Regions from separate parts of the Homo sapiens genome. Here all the other regions are linked to region 1. A link is a contact called in ENCODE Hi-C or POLR2A ChIA-PET data. All regions are on one chromosome and are shown on one strand. Each heading gives the region's core, a stretch centred on a gene start or an enhancer-like site at or near the end of the contact. The rest is flanking DNA. Distances are from core to core; before and after follow the strand shown.

Region 1 (2,546 bases), core at 20-2,519:
TGAACGGGCTGGCAACATCTGGGGCTCAGCTGGGTTGTAAATTAACTGTACCCTCAAAGCCATCTCCTGGTAGGGGAGATTTTCACAGGTGCCTGTACTATTTCAAGGTCTAGTCTCTGGAACCTCGACTTCAGGCTGAAGGAGCCTAAAGACCCTACTGAAAGCAGATAACAGTGGCCCCAAAGGCTCCCCAAAACGGGAGGCAATTGCAGGGATTTCTAGGAATGTCTGGCTTTTGTTGAATTTGAATTCCAAATTTGGGGTTGATGGCTAAGCCACTTTATGAGGCCTTTAAAAGGGACTAGATTCAGAGCCCCCTGCCTTGGACAGATGAGCATCAACAGGCATTTGATGCCATCACAGAAAAACTTAATAGGACACTCAGTTACATTCACACACTGGGACCATTTAGACACACCAATTCACCTAATGGGCACAGCTGTGGGATGTGGGAGGAAACCAAGTACCCAGAGAAAACCCCTGCAGACATAGCGAGAATGTGCAAACTCCACAGACAGTGGCCCCAGCAGAAACTCCATTTTCTTCTACTCAGTGGTATAAGGAAACAATAACATTGTTTCAATGAAACAATAACATAGTTTCAACAATGCTCTATGTTTTGTAGACAAATACACAGAGATACATAGTAACTAGCGGCAAAACACCAGGTAACTAAGCAGGGAAACTAGCTGTCCCCTCACCCCCAAAATTTAGGAATTGAACCAAATAGTCTCCACTTGACAGCACAGTGATACATTCTGGCACCAAACCCACCTGTGGGGTTCAGGGAGGAGGGGTGGGCTGGTGCAGGGAGAGTCCCAGGCTGTGTCATTTATTGGTTAAGGAAACGGGTAGATAACGGCCTCCCAGATGTTTTCTTATAGGGTTGTTGAAGGGGTTAAATGTAAAATGCTTAGCCCAGGGCCTGGCAGTGAATAAGCACTCAACAAACATTAGTAGTTACTAGTTAGTGAATTTCACTCATCAGGAGCCTACCTAAGCCCTGACCCTGATTTTCTCCCTGAATCAAAGAAATCTGGCTGAACTTCCTGGGGTATGCCCATCCTACGTGCATCTGGACCTCTTTCAGGAAGTTGGCATCCCCAGGGATTTCGTTAATGTCTCATTCCTCTTCTGACGCCCAATCCAAAGCCACCCTGGACAGCAAGCAAACTATCCCCGGGGACCACCCGCAGGCTTTCAGCCCGGTGCCTCTTCCTCACCACCTACGTCTCTGCTACTCCCAAGGGAATGACAGGCAGTACTTTCCACTTTCATTTTCACCTCTCCATTACACGAATGCCACCTCGAAACACCACCACCACACAGACACTCACCCATCCTCCTTAACAGAGCTTTCTTCCTCACACACTCTCTTTTCAACTCTTGCCTGTAGCTGACTGCAATGGTTACTATTTGAGACTGTCACTACGACAGTCACTACTGTTACTACTTGAGACAGTCATTAGGAGACTGAAGGAAGGAGGACGAAGGCAGAAATGAAAACTTAAAAGTAACTATTTTAAAGGAAGGGGCCAGGGGAAGAAGAGAGCTCCCTGCTTCTAGGGAGCAAAGGCAGCAACCTCGAGCTTCTACAGCCCTTTGTTTTTATTGGGCAGAAAGAGCAGGGAGGAGGAGGTAATGACTGGTCAGCTGCTTGATTGATCACAGGTTCACGTTATTGCTAACAGGCTTCAGATTTGCCTAATCACAAGAAACACTGTGCCTGGGTGGTGACTGCCCCCCAGCATTCTTTCTGGGAGGCAGACACAGTTTGTCAGTTTGCCAACAACCTGCTTTCATGAGAAACAGTTTGCTGTTTACTCATATAGTCTCCAGTGGTATACTGAGTTGATCACGACCCTCATTCTTTCGGCCTTCAACACTCGCCCACTTATCTTAGGAAAATTATTTCCCTACTTTGTTTTCCCTGTTTATTTCAGCTGTGCAGCCAGAAAGTAAATCAGAGTAGATATGTCTTAAGGGATTTATGACACAATGTAAAAGAAAAGGAAAACTATATATTTGGGAATATAACTGGAACCTTTTTAAAATGTCCAGGCCCTTAGAGGTTCCCAAAAACTCTCTCACAAAATTACCAAGTTTCCATTTCTCATACTCTAAACAAGCATGTCCCTCTTTAGGCAGAGCAATCAGGCTGAAATCAAGGAGGTTCTTACTCAAATGTGTAAGTGATGTTTCTTTTCTGTTTTCATGCAGTCAGTCCTGCACCAACATTATCAGCTAAGTGGGTAGCTGTGAGATAGCCTAGAAAAGTCATCACCACTTACAGCATCATTTCTATAGAAAACGGCCAATCTATAGGGACACAGCCTGTGTTTAAGTAGCAGTCTACCTGATTAATCTACACAAATGAGATTGCACTATTGATATGTAATAGTGAAGGAGGGTTGTAGGGATGTGTGATGGTGAGATGTGTCTAAGAACACTTCCCCAGTGTGGGAATACTGGTCGGAACTGTAAAGAAGATAAAGTGTGGATGGTTCAGGGAAGGGAGAACAGGAGCCAAGTGGTAAGGAGTCTTA
Region 2 (2,546 bases), core at 17-2,516, 1.7 Mb before region 1:
CGACCTTCACATGAGTGAGATTTTATTTCTGTCCAAGGTTAATCTGGGTAGTTAGCTCCCTTATCTGAAACTTACCAAAAAGTTTAAGTTGATGACATCCAAATCTAACCTCAAATCTCTTATTGCCAATGTTTTAGCGTAAGAAAATAAGTTAGATTTCTACGTATTAACATGGGAATACGTTCAACTTATACCATTAAAGTGAAAAAACTGGACGTTTTGATCCGATTTCTGAAAATAATAGGTATTACCTCTAGCGTCGAAAACATCTGGAATAATATACTTCAATCTATTAACAGGGGTCATCTCTGGCGGATGTGGTTACAGGCATCTTTCACTCTATAATTTAAATTTTTATGACCGTGTAGTAAACGGGGAAAATAAGATTTTGTTCCTGTTAGAAGCAGATATCCTGTCTTCTCTGCTTGACTGAGTTCCTTAACAGCGGGTCATATTCACTGGTATATACCTATAGCACATAGCTGGGCTCACTAAGATTCTACAACAAACGAATGAATTAATCAATGATTAGGAGTTTTGAGCATCTCAAATAACCGTTGAAGGAAACATATACACACAAATGCATGCATTTTCCCGTTAACGCGCAATGGAGATGTAAGCTGTAAGGGGCCTTGGAAGGCAGTTATTTCGACGTCCCTGCCTACGTTACGATTTTAAAAGCCCGATTACGATTACAAGTGTCCCGAGGGGATGAAAGTACAGCTTTCTTTAGTAGTCCCTGCTAACACTAATTTACCCTTGCCATGGGAGAACTCAGAAGCTGAGTTCAGAATTGGAGTCGGCCCTGGTCGGAGGTGGCGTGTGTTTCGGGGGAAATGAATTCCGCCAGCTCCGAGCAGCGGTTGGGACCGTTACTCACCATTTCTCAGGACGCCAAGCTGGGGCTGGCGGAGCACCGAATTGAAGAGCATCAGGGTCGGAGGAAAAGCCTCAGCTGAGAGAAAAGTCGTAGAAATGCCTCCAAGTTCAGCAGAAATCGCAGCTTGCGCCTCTCACAACACAAATCGTTATCGCCTCCAACTCCCGCCACTGTAAGCCCCGGCCGCCAAACTCCGCGCCAAACTGACGTCACGCTCTCTGATTGGCTTCCGAGCGACGTCCGGGCGCCTCAGAGTCATTTCCCCCTTCGGATCCCCGCCTCCTTTTCTCCCAGCCGCGGGAACCTGGAGTCCAAGAGCTCCTTGAGCGCCTGCGCAGGGGGTAGCAGAGGCGCGGACAAACCGCGGGGTGACCAGGGCGCATGCGTAACAGGGCTTGACAGCGCGCGGAAGAAAAACCAGCAAGAAGGCGGCGGGGGAAGATGGCGGTCCTGGGGTAGAGTTTGCAAGCTTTCTGACTAGGCTAGTCGAGTAACTATTCGGGTCATGGCGTCAAACTCAACTAAGTCTTTCCTGGCAGATGCCGGCTATGGCGAACAGGAACTGGATGCCAACTCTGCCCTTATGGAATTGGACAAAGGTATTCGAAAGAGAGGGCTGAATGGGTGAAACAGGCGTGGGGGGAAGTGGCGCCACCAGGTGGTGGTTGCTTTGGGAGAAGACGGATAGGCGCATGCGCATGTCTTCGCTGGGCGGGGAGCGCCTGTGCTTTTGCTGGGGCGTGGGCTTTGACCCCTTCGGGAGGTTGCGGGAAATTTGCAGGATTGTGTGACTGGCCTTATACCGGCTAAACAAGTAGCGAGCTCTAGTGAGAGGCCCGTTTTGACCACTTGAGGGAGCAGTCCCCCGATTTTCTAAGCAGTGACAGTGGCTAGTTTCTAAGAGACACTGCAAAGAAATTGTGAAATTGGTTTTCAGTCTGTTCAGTTGAGACCAGGTCTTCATGAAATGTGCTGAATAGTAATCTTGCACCGACTTGACAGCGATTCATTTGATTTCCATAGCTCTGTTACCTGCGGGTTACAAGGCAGGCTAAACCTGGCCAAGACCATAAAAAAGCAAGGGCCCTGCTCATTCTCTGCGGACAAGTTCCAGGAGTTCTGTTGCCGTACAGGGAGCAGCTTGGTGTAGAGGGAGCTTTGGGGTTACACTGAGTTAAGTTTCAATGCCGCTGATTTTATGATTAACTTCATCTAGCCTCGGCTTGTCGTCTGCAAAGTGGGTACAGTACCATTGAGCCGGCAGAATTGTATTAAGTGACTTAATGGTATGCAAAAGAAGCATTTAGTAAATGCTGAAGAGATATACCTCCCTTCTTAGATGTGGATATGGGAGGCAAGGTCGGAAATTTGTTAGTAAAGAACTCGACTAGTAATATGAAACCTTTATTTCATATTGAGGATTTTTATTGTACGGGAAACATTTCGGCAGCTGGTATACAATTAAATCTTGATTAATCGTAGCCAATATATAATGTTGGAGAACTGGACTAGAACTCAGAAGGGTTTGAGCCACTTCCCAGTTTTCTGAGTTGGACATGTCTATTAACTTTTTTGGGACTCTTTTTCTGTTTATTTTTTAAACTGTGAATATTTTTAGTGGGTTAGTCTAAATAAGAGTTTCTCAGGCTCTTAAAAAAGCTTTTAC
Region 3 (2,546 bases), core at 23-2,522, 1.3 Mb before region 1:
GCCTGGTGGCATGCGCCTGTAATCCCAGCTACTCGGGAGGCTAAGGCAGGAGAATCGAACCTGGGAGGCAGAGGTTGCAGTAAGCCAAGATGGTGCCATTGCATTCCAGCCTGGGCAGCAAAAGTGAAACTGTTTCTGTCTCAGAAAAAAAAAAAAAAAGCAAGCAAGAAAGAAAGAAGTACTAGGAGTTAGTGTCTTATTGGACATCAGGGAAGTGGGTGGACAGTGACAGAGGGAGTCTGACAGAGGGAGTCAAAAATGGCTCCAAGGTCTCTGACCTGGGTGAAATCATGGAACTTCTGCCTGTACCATTAATAACTCCTTTCTCTGAGAGCTGTCTCCTCACTCACAGGGAAGGTCCTCTGTCCTGTTCGTACTGGGTCCCCATTGTTTTTGCAGCCTGGCCCTCCCTCCCTTTCTGGGAATGGACCCTTCCCTCCTGGGAAGCATCCATTGCTCCCTCATCTCTCCACGGCTGTTGTGGAGGTCACTGTGTAAATGCACAGCCTTTGTCTAGGGACGCCGGACCCAAGATGGGTCAATCGGAACTCTTCCTCAGCTTGGGACTAAAGCAAAGAAAGATCTCTCTCTCTCTCTCTCTCTCTCTCTCTGTCTCTCTCAATCTCTCTCGGAGGCTGAAGATGTGATTGGGCCAGCTGGTGACCTGTTGCTGGCCTCATGCTTCCACATGAAGATGCCAGGCTGCAAAACGGAGAAGAAGGAAGCCCATGCAGAGATGGCTTCTGAGTGAGAGCTTAGGAGCAGCTGCCCGGGTGCCCGTAGGCGGTCAGATTTCTAGATGCACTTCCTGTTCTTGGGTTCCGCAAGACACCCTCTGGCTCTTTTGCATACATTTTAAGCAACTACTTCTGAAGTTGGGAAATCAGGAGTAGCCGCTGACTCTAAAGAGAAACTATATCAATTTGGAATGTATTTGCATTATCAGTGAGTTTACTGGAAGTATTAAAGCTGGACCATCACTTGGAGATGTTGTAAGGAAATGTGAACATTTGGCGAACAGACCTTTAAATAAAGAAGGAAGCCATGGGAGTGGCTGAGATCTCCCTGAGAGAAAGTGGAGAGATGTTCAGAGGTAACTTCGTTTAGAAACTTTTATTTAAAAATCACATTTAGAAACTAGAAGGTGTGGGGGGACCCAGTAAAGGAGACAGAAAGGGATTTACCAGAGAGTTGCGGGAGCTACGATTGTGGTGTCAAAGAACCAAAGGGAGGAGCAAATGCAAGATCTCAACCAATAAGGAAGTGTAAGCGACGAAGGGCAGGCCTTGGGGTGGGTCGACTCAGCAGCTCCACCATTTTACTGAGAGCCCAGGTGCTTTCTACCTCTCTGCTCTGCTGTGCTTGGCGTTGGCTTCACCTGAGGGTTGAAGGTTCTTTCCTTGGATGAGAGATAACTGTGAGTAACTGGCACAGTGGAAGGGAGAGAAAGGACACTTTCCCAGCCATGGAATCTGAGCTTCTGTCTTCAGTCTGATTGGGCTATTTTAGATCCTGTGCTCACCCTAGCCCAAAAAGATTCCCCGGAGAAATGCCATTTACTAATACCCTTCGCCTATCAGGAACCACCCCTGTGGACCCAGGAACAGGGTCTGTGTCCCTTGAAGCACGTGACAGCAGAGGACGGGAGGCTCCACCTGAACATGACCAGGGGTCTCCTGGGGAGGAAAAATGGAGATGGAAGCTGCAGAGGAAACGAACAGCTGCCCCCACACATGCCGTACAAGGCCTGCATGGGATGATGTACGTAGAGCTGCATTTAATGTATACTAAAAATCACTGGGCCGTGTTGCTAACTTCTGTTAGCAGAGAATGCAGAAAGGCTGTGGGAGCCTTTCATTGCCAGCTCTACGTGACCCTTCCCCTTATGATCAACACCAGACCAGGGATTTAACTACAAGGCCCTGCCTTACCCAGCTCTTTTTGTCCCCACTTTGCAAAGTTCCTAAAATGTACCAGATTTCTTTCTTCTTCATGGTCTTATATGCTGATCCCTCTGCGGAAAACAGTCTCTGTATTTGTTGCCTTTTCTTACGTAGGTTTCACTTCATGTCATTCCTTAAAGAGCACTTCCCTGTCCTCCTAAACTGAATTAGGTGCCCCCTCCCTGGCTTGTGTCCCTATTGGGATCTAGTTCCAGATTGTAATTATGTTTCTATTATGTTCATGTGTAGCTCTGTGGTATGGGGGCCACATTTGTTCTGCTCACTAGTGAATCCTCAGAGCCTGGCACATGGCAATGCTCAAGACATTTGATGAATGAATTAGCTATTTCATGCACTTCTTCGTCTAACTCTCATGCCTATTGTCTTTTTTAAGCATGTGAGACATCTTTGGAGGTTATTGAATGTAAAGATTTCTACAAAACAGTACCCATTCCAAAAGATTAATGATGTTTAATAAACCTAAATAATAAGGAATGCTTGGAAAGCTCATAAAGTAACAGCAATGGAACAGGGAGATTTTTTAAATCATATTTAAGTAATTTATTGCTTTGCATCAGTTACCCTTACACAGATAAAGCCAAG
Region 4 (2,546 bases), core at 31-2,530, 1.2 Mb before region 1:
CTGGGCTGCTGTCTCTGGCTGCTGTTATGGCTTCATTCCCGGGGCCACTCCACTTAATACAGGGACAGTACTTCAGGTCCGTCTGCCCAGTGCAGTCACATCAGGAGCACCACGGCAGCCGAAGTGAAACCTGGCCAGTCATAGGCAATAACCTTTGACCTGCTGGCAGGTGGGTGTTAGGTTAAATGTTAAGTGACCGGCCGGTCACGGTGGCTCATGCCTGTAATCCCAGCATTTTGGGAGGCTGAGGAGGGCGGATCACCTGAGGTCGGGAGTTCAAGACCAGCCTGACCAACATGGAGAAACCCCATCTATACAAAAAATACGAAATTAGCCAGGCGTGGTGGTGCATGCCTGTAATCCCAGCCACTGGGGAGGCTGAGGCAGGAGAATCGCTGGAACCCGGGAGGCGGAGGCTGCGGTGAGCCGAGATAGCGCCGTTGCACTCCAGCCTGGGCAACAAGAGCGAAACTCCGTCTTTAAAAAAAATTGTTAAGTGACCTCAACTATGTGGCCATGGGGAATTAGAGAGAGTAGAATAGAATCCCCTGTGGGTTGCAAGTGGGAGATGCTGGGATTTTTGAGCATCTTTACTGGTGATCCCTACGGCTGAATTAGGAGAGCTCTCCTGGCACCCGGGAAAGCTTTAACCTCTGGAGTGGCCTTCACAGGAGACAGCCTCAGGATGCTGGGAGAGCCCCTGACCCTCCACAACCTACTACCAATTCCTGCGCGCCGTTCCTTGGGCATGAGGTCCTGAACCTGGTGGAGGAAGGGTAGCAATGCCTTCCATTGTATTGGTTACATGCTTCTTACAGTCAATTAATTGGTTCGATCTTTTCCAGACAGTGCCGGGCTAGAGGCTGACCTTCCCCACTCCCGACCTTGGCTTCTTGAATAACCTCACAGGCCACGGGGCATGCGGGGTGCGCGTGCGTGGCTGGGCCGGCGTAGTCAGCCGGGCGGGAAGGTTTACGGCTTTGGGGAGGCGCCGCCTTGCCGCCCTGACACCGCCCCGCCAGGCCAGCCCGCCGCTCGGTGGCCCCGCCGGCTTCCCGCGGTCGGGACGGGCGCCCCCTGCTGATTGTGGGCGGCGGCGCACCGAGGAGCGGCCCCTGGGAAGCCCAAGACCTCGCCGCGGCTCGAACCCCGCGACCCTCGGCCCGGAGGGAGGTCCTGGCTGCGGGGAGCTGCCCAGACCGCGGTGACTCAGCTAGGTGGCACCGGGAGAGCTGAAGCGGGCGCCCCGCTGGGCCTGGCCACAGGACGGTTAATGATTAATGTTCCATACCGGGTGGAGACGTCGAAGGGGAGGGAGGCCCAGGGGCGCGTCTTGGCCCTGGCTGTGCCTGCAGGAAGCAGAGGCCCAGACGGGGAGAGACTCAGGCCTGGGCTGAGGCGGCTGGGGGCAGGGGAAGGAGCAAGCCGTGAACTCTCTCCTCTTCCCACCCCGCACGCCGCCCCCGTTCTCGATGCCCTTCTCCCCTGCCCCGGGAGCCTCCAGGCGCCGCGCTCCTCCTCCCTGCCTTACCAAATGCCCATCCGTGCCCGCCTCGGTGCCAGGCACTGCAGGCCGCTTTCATATAAATGACTGATTGCCTCTTGCCCATTTTACAGATAAACGCAGAAAGCTCAGGTGATGTGCCCATGGGCTCTCAGCTCACAGGCAGAGTGGGGATTCGAACCCAGCCCCGGACACAGACCAGGTGTCCTTCTACTACCCCACCCATTGCTGCCCAACTCCAGAGACACCTACACCCCAATCTACCAACTTAACCACCTGGGCAGAGGAAATAAGAGGCGGTACTGCCCCCGCCTACAGGGATCGCAGCTCCATTCTCTGCCCTCATAACTCATTACCCTAATTTTAGTCAATCAGAAAATCGTGTCAGGGCTGGACGTCAAGCTACCAGGGATAATGGTTCCTGTTGTAAAATGCTCCTTTGAGCTGAAAGCAATCGTGAAGTGAGGCGCCCGGTTCAAGGAGTCAGCCTCCCGACTTGAGAAGCCAACTGTGGTGGTGCCACGAGGCTGCGATTCACAGGCTCCGGTGGAAAGACCAGGGAAGAAACTTATTTACAAAAATGAGAATAAAAAATATTCTGGGCCGGGTGCGATGAGCCATGCTTATAATTCCAGCGCTCTGGGAGGCCAAGGCGAGAGGATCACTTGAGCCCAGGAGTTGGAGGCTACAGCGAGCAGAGCACCACTGTACTCCAGCCTGGACAACAGAGATATTGTCTCTAACAAAAAGGGAGGTGGGGGGAGGAAATAGTATTCTAACACGAAGCTGCAGGTTCTGCACAACAAGTTTAGGTTTTCCTGTTCTCTCTAGGGTAAATGAGGCATGCAGGCGCCTGCACCCTCCGGGCAAGGACAAGGCGTGTGAGAGTCTCTGGGTCTGCCCCAGCGACGCCGTCGGGCCTCTGGGCGGTGCAGCCTGGTCCGGCATCATCCTGGACGCGCGGGTAATCAGGGCTGAGGGAGCCCAAGGTACATTCTGTCCCTCACCACAAGATGTCGCCGCTGCTAATGGTTAGAGGGCT
Region 5 (2,546 bases), core at 23-2,522, 1.0 Mb before region 1:
CATGTTTCTCCTTCAGGTCGGAACTAAACCTCAGAGTTCTTCAAAACCCCAATTACCTTTATTGTCTTACATAAGCTAGCTGCCCAAATGTTTGCTGAGAATAGTGATAACCATTGTCATATTGAGGTAGAGGAAGGGGGCTGGTTGGTGGGTACTGGTTTAGGGGTACTTTTTTAAGGAAGCATGAGCACATTTTGGATATGCAAAATATTATTAAGTTTAGAGCTTAGATTTGGAAAAACAACACTTAAGCGTCTGTGTAAGGAGAGCTCTGAGAAAAGGGTTTTCAGACAGAACCCAAATTTCTCAAGAAGAACCCTCTAAACAGCATTAAGGAAAAAAATTCCTCTGTAGAAGCAACTAAGAAAAAAAGGAATACTCAGTATTTGGGAAAGAGAAAGGAATGAATGATAACAACACCAGATTGAGTAAGCTACACAATAAATCCAAATTTCAGCCCTACCACATCCAACCTATGTTGCCTTGAGCAAATTATTAAACTTTTCTGTGCCTCAATTTTCTCATGTCTGCCTACTTAAGGACTGCGTGGGAAGATTAAATAAAATGCATGTAAAGCACTTAGGTCAGTACCTTACTCTTAAGGCACTCTTAAGGGTTTGAGAAGGAAGGGAGGGACGTTAAGTGGAATGGTCCTTGGTACATTTTTGTTCCGCGGCAGTAGGATTCTGAAACAGAGGACATAATTACAAAGAAAGTTGGAGTAAGAAGTGGTGGTGCGGGCATCACATTTTCCTGGTGAGTATCTGAGGGCCCATCACAACTGTAGGAAGCGGAAGGGCTAATAAGTGTCAGGCCAAGAGCACACCCTCCAGGGTGCATCTGAGAAGTCGGCGGCCGTCGAGTATTAGCACTTAAATACTACGAGAGCTTTCATGACAAAGGACACATCTTTTGGGGAAACTCAGAGCTTGGGAGCGGCCTCATTAGCGGGGGACCGGGCAGAGGGGGGCTACCAACAGTCCCCTCGGAGTGACCGAAGGGAGATTGAGGAAAGAGTGAGGTGGGAAGAAAATGGCGGCGCGGCTTCTACCGGTTTGCCTTCACACTCTAGCCACAGCCCCGGCTGGAACGGTCACTTACTGGAAACTGCAGAGAAACAACCTGTTTGGTCCGACTTGACAACCTCAACCGGACCGAAGGTGCTGAACAACCAGTGCGGCGAGCGCCGCGAAACCCAACGCCCGACCGCGTAGGGAACGTCACAGCGCGCGCACGCGCAACAGTCGACTAGAAATGTCCGGCCTACGCCACAGAGCGGGGCGGGAGCGGAAGCGACTCTTCCGGTCGCGGGAGCCTTAGGCAAGAGCTGCTGGACTGGAGGGAGGGAGGGGAGGGGAGGGGAGGGGCGCGGGGACTCAAGCCACGGTTTTTGTGTCCGCGGCTGCACCCCTCTCGAAGCGTTTTCACGCACATGTGAGAAACCTCACACCCTGGGGCCGATTTCTTTAGTAGATTGGCGCCCAAATGGCAAAGATTTCCAGGGATTTGTTTGGGATTCCATATTTTTGTAGATTTGCCGAGATTGGATACTAGTACAATATTGAGAATTCCCGTCCAGCAATGTGGCTATTTTTTTAAATTAATTCAGTTCTCCCTTTGTTTTTCAGGTAAAGCGTTGCAGTTCGCTTGGTGTTGTGCGCATTTAACATTTTTTCATAGCTATTTTTGTTATTGTAGTTTGTTTTTACTAATAGACTATTAATCCATTAGTATCCTTGTATAAGAATGGCTTTTGATTGTTGATCTATCTGGACACTTCACTAAACGTTCGTATTCTAAAAATTTGACAGGCAGTCCTCTTTGATTTGTAGGTAAGAATTTATCTGTAAAGAACAATTTTGGCTTTTCCCAAGAATCCAGTGCAACACTGAATAGTAGCCGGAGGTACTTATTTCTTACCAGGAGTTATTTTGGATTGCATCTTAGGTTTCATTCAAGATATCTTCTGCAGGTTTATGGTGTGTGTGTGTGTGGGTGTATAGGCAAATTATGTTCTTTTCGTAGTTTACCATATCGGTTTTTTTTTTAATCAGCAAATGACTAAGTTTTACCAAGTATTTTCAGTATCAGTCTTTGAGATGATTGTATGGCCTTTTTTCCATTACTCTACAATAAAATAACTACAATAATAGATTTTCTAATGGTGAGCCAAACTTAGAATCCTGGTATCTTATTTTTTCAATATATTGCTGGATGCAATTTGCTGTGTAGTTAATTTTGGATTTTCATGTATGCACCTAAGTTAGATTGGCTTATGGTTTTCTTTTGCTGTCCTTGTCTAGTTTTGGTATCAGGTTGTGCTAGGAGTCAGACAGGTTAACTTATTTTTGTATGACCTGGAATAGACATAGCATGTGTGAATGATACATTTCTTAGGTTTTGAAGAACTCATCTTTAAAGCCTTCTGGGTGTGGTGCCATCTTAATGGATAGTTTTGTTTTTTATATAGCGTCCATCGTTATTGATACCTAGAATTTTTTCTTTTGCTTCTTGAGAAAATTAGTTTTTTCTAGAAAAGTATTGGC

The links. A loop is a pair of places that touch in the nucleus more often than their neighbours do. ChIA-PET counts read pairs that join two places held with the same protein, here RNA polymerase II (POLR2A). Pooled maps may share reads with other maps.
Region 2: a pooled map shows a loop between it and region 1 (4-fold over the local background). The contact joins the promoter of INTS7 here to the enhancer-like site in region 1. A Hi-C loop is called at or near these places in 1 of 168 maps with a recorded cell type or tissue (posterior vena cava) and 6 of 50 pooled maps. POLR2A ChIA-PET finds 5 or more read pairs at or near these places in 1 of 52 experiments (PC-9).
Region 3: a pooled map shows a loop between it and region 1 (2.3-fold over the local background). The contact joins two enhancer-like sites. A Hi-C loop is called at or near these places in 2 of 50 pooled maps. POLR2A ChIA-PET finds 5 or more read pairs at or near these places in 2 of 52 experiments (H1 and OCI-LY7).
Region 4: a loop to region 1 is called in a map with no recorded cell type, with 5 times the contacts of the local background. The contact joins two enhancer-like sites. A Hi-C loop is called at or near these places in 1 of 168 maps with a recorded cell type or tissue (OCI-LY7), 5 of 37 single-sample maps with no recorded cell type and 10 of 50 pooled maps.
Region 5: a pooled map shows a loop between it and region 1 (4-fold over the local background). The contact joins the promoter of LINC00467 here to the enhancer-like site in region 1. A Hi-C loop is called at or near these places in 2 of 37 single-sample maps with no recorded cell type and 8 of 50 pooled maps.

Annotation. Positions count from the first base shown.
Region 1 is chr1:210,342,319-210,344,864 of GRCh38, reverse strand. All of the region lies in intron 1 of HHAT (hedgehog acyltransferase), which reads right to left. Among named protein-coding and RNA genes, the nearest start is that of HHAT, 15 kb to the right of the region's middle. Within about 2 kb of position 1,269, at least 5 of the 41 ENCODE cell types and tissues checked have a DNase peak (open chromatin) inside an H3K27ac peak, as active enhancers do.
Region 2 is chr1:212,034,277-212,036,822 of GRCh38, reverse strand. INTS7 (integrator complex subunit 7) reads left to right here and starts at 1,266. Exons shown (of 20, transcript NM_015434.4): 1 at 1,266-1,479. The coding sequence starts at 1,386. It overlaps DTL (denticleless E3 ubiquitin protein ligase adapter), which reads right to left and starts at 1,075. Exons shown (of 15, transcript NM_016448.4): 1 at 881-1,075. The coding sequence starts at 932. RefSeq lists enhancers at 256-790, 806-1,045, 791-1,327, 1,206-1,415.
Region 3 is chr1:211,605,322-211,607,867 of GRCh38, reverse strand. It overlaps LOC105372903 (a long non-coding RNA gene), which reads left to right. Exons shown (of 2, transcript XR_001738450.2): 2 at 635-2,546. Among named protein-coding and RNA genes, the nearest start is that of SLC30A1, 27 kb to the right of the region's middle. Within about 2 kb of position 1,272, at least 10 of the 41 ENCODE cell types and tissues checked have a DNase peak (open chromatin) inside an H3K27ac peak, as active enhancers do.
Region 4 is chr1:211,514,130-211,516,675 of GRCh38, reverse strand. No RefSeq gene overlaps it. Among named protein-coding and RNA genes, the nearest start is that of RD3, 23 kb to the right of the region's middle. RefSeq lists silencers at 989-1,348, 2,361-2,450. Within about 2 kb of position 1,280, at least 13 of the 41 ENCODE cell types and tissues checked have a DNase peak (open chromatin) inside an H3K27ac peak, as active enhancers do.
Region 5 is chr1:211,381,481-211,384,026 of GRCh38, reverse strand. LINC00467 (long intergenic non-protein coding RNA 467) reads right to left here and starts at 1,272. Exons shown (of 6, transcript NR_026761.2): 1 at 1,102-1,272. LOC124904504 (a long non-coding RNA gene) reads left to right here and starts at 1,283. Exons shown (of 2, transcript XR_007066868.1): 1 at 1,283-1,434; 2 at 1,629-2,546. LOC107985259 (a long non-coding RNA gene) reads left to right here. Exons shown (of 2, transcript XR_001738447.1): 1 at 1-756; 2 at 1,073-1,201. RefSeq lists an enhancer at 1,090-1,159.